Regions from separate parts of the Homo sapiens genome. Here region 2 is linked to region 1. Evidence: read pairs that join two places in POLR2A ChIA-PET (ENCODE). Cell type or tissue: GM12878. All regions are shown on one strand.

What was found. Peaks named below come from ENCODE experiments on the same cell type or tissue, not always from the same donor. Only the 100,000 strongest peaks of a DNase experiment are listed, where the experiment ranks them.
Region 2: POLR2A ChIA-PET joins it to region 1 with 6 read pairs; 2 of 35 experiments call an interaction of 5 or more read pairs at or near these places.

What each region holds. Positions count from the first base shown.
Region 1 is chr20:43,491,051-43,493,550 of GRCh38, reverse strand. No RefSeq gene overlaps it. Among named protein-coding and RNA genes, the nearest start is that of L3MBTL1, 15 kb to the left of the region's middle. In GM12878, no CTCF peak of the experiment used is centred here; a DNase peak (open chromatin) is centred at 1,320.
Region 2 is chr20:44,101,541-44,104,040 of GRCh38, reverse strand. No RefSeq gene overlaps it. Among named protein-coding and RNA genes, the nearest start is that of JPH2, 84 kb to the left of the region's middle. In GM12878, no CTCF peak of the experiment used is centred here; no DNase peak of the experiment used is centred here.

The DNA.
Region 1 (2,500 bases):
GGCACAACCATGGCTCACTGCAGCCTCAAACATCCAGACTCAAGCGATCCTCCCACCTCAGCCTCTTGAGTAGCTGGGACTACAGGCACATATCACCACACTTGGCTGATTTTTTCATTTTTTATAGACAGGATCTCGCCATATTGCCCAGGCTAGTCTTGAACTCCTGACCTCAAGTGAGCCTCCCGCCTTGGCCTCCCAAAATGCTTGGATTATAGGCATGAGACAGCACACCCTACCTAAAAATCGGTTTACATTTTAAAAAAAAGTTAAATAGGACATTTTGCTAAGGGTCCTGGGAAAGTCATGATCCTGCCTTGGTACCAGGATCCAGGAAAAAGAGTCCAGTTCTACAAAGCTTTTTATGTACTTTGTGCTTTTAATTCTTACCAGTCCCCTGAAGAAGGAAGCTCCATTTTAGAGGAAGAACTACAAGGTTCAGAGAGATCACCAGCCTTGGTCAGGGCCTTACAAAGTAGTATACAGCAAAGCCAGGTCTCAACTTTCTCCCTGCCCTCTTCTGCTGCCTCTGATCTACATGGGGTGTGTTTCCATCACTATCACACCCGCCCCTCTCCACCCTCACTATCTCAGCTGAAACCTCAGACCACTAGGGAGCAATGCAGGCAAGTTACCCTTAGGATTATAGCACATCGAAGGTTCTTCTCAAGGACTTCCAGAAACATGCACATCCTGGGTTAGCTGGTGTGAGGCATATCCCAGCAAAATACAGGTATTAAAAATGGCAAATACTGACCAGGCATGGTGGCTCACACCTGTAATCCCAGAACTTTGGGAGGCTGAGGTGGGGGCATCACCTGAGGTCGGGAGTTCGAGACCAACCTGGCCAACATGGTGAATCCCTGTCTCTACTAAAAGTACAAAAATTAGCCGGATGTGGTGGCAGGTGCCTGTAATCCCAGCTACTCAGGAGGCTGAGGCAGACGAATCACTTGAACCTGGAGGCAGAGGATGCAGTGAGCCGAGATCGTGCCACTGTACTCCAGCCTGCGCCACAGAGTGAAACTCTGTCTCATAAATAATAAATAAATAAATAAATTAATTAATTAAAAATGGCAAATATGGCTTCTGTAAGATCATTTTGGAGAGGGTTCAGGGAAGCAGAGCTTTGCTCTGGATTGAGTGTCGTCAGGAAGCAAAGGTACGAGTACTATGACGTGGAATCTTAATAATGTTTTTGCTAGAAGGCAGGAAATCTAGAGTAGAGATATACCTATAATTGGTAAAGACAGCTTGTGACTCATATCAGCCAGCCTAAGGGTATGTTTGGTCCTTTTGAGGTTTAGACATGTTCTTGGTTTTGTTTGTGCTCAGACATGATTGGGGAATAGACTTGCTTTTGTCTTGTTCCATTGTGGTCTTACAGCAGTCTTGTCCAATGTTGTTATTCTGTGAAAACATGTATGTTCCACAGAACACCAAGGCCTGGCAGTGACTGACAGGCCAGCTCCTGGTTTTCTCTTTCTTACAGTTTAGTGACATTAAAAAACAAAATTTCAACAAATTTAGTTTAAAGATGTGGCCAGGCGCAGTGGTTCATGCCTGTAATCCTAGCACTTGGGAGGTCACGGCAGGCAGATCACTTGAGAACAGGAGTTTGAGACCAGCCTGGCCAACATAGTGAAACCCTGTCTCTACTAAAAATACAAAAATTAGCCAGGGGTGGTGGTATATGCCTGTAGTCCCAGCTACTCGGGAGGCCGAGTCAGGAGAATCACTTAAGCCTGGGAGGTGAAGCTTGCAGTGAGCCAAGATTGTGCCACTGCACTTCAGCCTGGGTGACACAGCAAGACTGTCTTAAAAAAAAAAAAAAGAGGCCAGGCACGGTGGCTCACGCCTGTAATCCCAGCACTTTGGGAGGCCGAGGCGGGTGGATCACGAGGTCAGGAGATCGAGACCATCCTGGCTAACACGGTGAAACCCCGTCTCTACTAAAAATATAAAAAATTAGCTGGGCGTAGTGGCGGGCGCCTGTAGTCCCAGCTACTTGGGAGGCTGAGGCAGGAGAATGGCGCGAACCCCGGAGGCAGAGCTTGCAGCAAGCCGAGATTGCGCCACTGCATTCCAGCCTGGGTGACAGAGCCAGACTCCATCTCAAAAAAAAAAAAAAAAAAAAAGATCTAATTGGCTTTTATTAGTGAACCATAAATTGGGCAGTGTCTCCTCTAAAGATTTCATGTTCCATTGGGCATGACAGATCAGTTTTTATAAGATAGTTTGAGCAAAAACAAGGAAATAGCATAATACAAAAAGCAGATCAGTTACCTTCAGGTTACTTTTCTTATAAAGACTAAAGCATAGGGAATTTCCTTATTATGTAGACCAAAACTGGCCAGTTTAGGGATTTGGCTGTCATCTTTCTCTCCTGACTTCTCCGAAGATCAGAAAACCAGTTTAGTTGTTTGGTTTGGTGACAAATAACTTTAGCATCAATAACTTCATTTTGGTTTGATCTTTTCTGTTGGGGCCCATTGCAGAA
Region 2 (2,500 bases), 610 kb before region 1:
GTCCAAGATCAAGGCACCAACAGATGTGATATCTGGGGAGGGACTGCTTTCTGGCTCTCAGATGGCACCTTCGCTCTGTGTCCTCACATGGTGGAAGGGGCAAGGCAGCTCTCTGTGGCCCCTTTCATAAGGGCACTAATCCCATTAATGAGGGTGAAACCCTCATGACCTAAGCACTCCCAAAAGCCCCACCTCCTAATATTGTCACATTGGCAATGAGGCTTCAACATATGAGTTTGAGGGGGACAGCAGCATTCAAACCATAGCACCTGGATTCCCAGGTTGTTACACAGCTCATTAATGGCTCATAATTGGCACCACTATGTTGTAAAAACTATTTTTTCCTGATTTCAATAAGAGTGAAAAGATCTCAAGGTGGTAGAAGGTAAGTGGCAGTACTTAACTTTCACAGACAAGGTGAGTGCAAGTTCTGTATGGGCAACGTGAACCAATAGCAATCAGAAGGTTTGACATGCAGGGATTTTTACCAGGAGCTAATCAATCCTGGTATCCTTGGGGAGATGAAATAGCTGGACCATCTGCTAAAGTATTACTGGACAAACTGTAGGTTTGATAGGCAAAAGTCTAACTTGAGTCACTGCAAAAGAAAGCCACGGCTTCATACCTAGTTCCCAGACCTAAATAAATTCACAGACCCAGAGAGCCTTGACTACAGAGGATGGACCTCACAATGACACCTTTGTTAGAGGACAAAGGTGTTCTTTCAGTTTTTTGAGGAATCTTCAAGGTGTTTTCCAAAAGGCTGTACTTATTTACATTCCCACCAAGAGTACACAAGGGTTCCCATCTCTTCACATCTTCACCAACACTTGTCACTCATCTGTTTGGTAATAGCCATTCCAACAGGTGTGAGGTGAAATCTCATTATGGTTTTAATGTGCATTTTCCTAATGATTAGAGATGTTGAGTATTTTGTCATGTATCTGTTGGGCAATTGTATCTAATCTTTAGTGAAATGCCTGTTCAGAACCTTTGCTCATTTTTAATTGGGTTATTTGTTTTCCTGCAGTTGAGTTTTTGAATTCCTTATATACTTTGGATATCAGCCCCTTTTCAGATTTATAGTTTGCAAATATTTTCTCTCAATTCATGGATTGTTTCTTCAGTCTGATAATTATTTCCTTTGTTATGTAGCCTGGAAGTTATGTAACCTAGAAGAAATGGATGACTTCCTAGAAGCATGTGACCTACAAAGATTGAATCTTTATGGGAAGTTTAAACATTAGTAATTCAACCTCTTTACTTTTTATAGGTCTACTTAGGTTATCTATTTCTTCTTGAGTCAGTTTTGGTAGTTTGTGTCTTTCTAGGAATTTGTCCTCCTCCACTCTTCTAGTGGACTTCTAGAATACAGATGCGATCATGCAGCTCTGTTGCTTACCTATGCCTTTTTTGGCTCTATATTTTCTGCAGCATTAATCTCCAAAATCAGGGGCAAGCAGTGCAAGGAATGCACAATATTGAATGTGAAAATAGATATTATTAATTTCTACATATGTATTATTGAAAAACAAATATGTTTAATATATTGCTAATATATTGAGAGTCATAATTGTGAATAAGCTTTAAAGGTATACAATTTCTTTCTTTACACTTTTATTTTAGGTTCAGAGGTACACATGTAGATTTGTTATATAGGTAAATTGCATGTCATGGGGGTTTGGTGTAGAGGTCGTTTCATCCCCCGGGTAATAAGCATAGGACCTGATATGTAATTTTTTTATCCTTACCCTCCTCCCAACTTCCACCCTCAGGTAGGCCCCAGCAACTCTTGCCCCCTCCTTTGTGTTCATGTGTATTCAATATTTGGCTCTTACTGATAAGTAAGAACACATGGTATTTGGTTTTCTGTTCCTGTGTTAAGTCTACTTAGATTAATGGCCTCCAGCTCCATCCATGTTGCTGCAAAGAACATAATCTTGTTCTTTTTTTTGGCTGTGTAGTATTCCATGGCATATAGGTATCACATTTTCTTTATCCAGTCTACCACTGATGGGCATTTAAGTTGATTCCATGTCTTTGCTATTGTGGATAGTGCTGCAATGAACATATATGTGCATGTGTCTTTATGGTAGAATGATTTATATATATGCCTTTGGGTATGTATCCAATAATAGGATTGCTGGGTTGAATAGTACTTCTGTTTTAAGTTCTTTGACAAGTCGCCAAACTGCTTTCCACAATGGCTGAACTAATTTACATTCCCACCAGCAGTGTATAAGTATTCTCTTTTCTCTGCAACCTCTCCAGCATCTGTTATTTTTTGACTTTTTAATAATAACCATTCTGATTGGTGTGAAATGGTATCTCATTGTGGTTTTGATTTACATTTCTCTAGTGATTAGTAATGGTGAGCATTTTTTCATATGCTTGCTGGCCATGTGTATGTCTTCTTTTGAAAAATGTTCATATCTTTTGCCCACTTTTTAACGGGGTTGTTTTTTGCTTGTTAATTTGTTTAAGTTCCGTATAGTTTCTG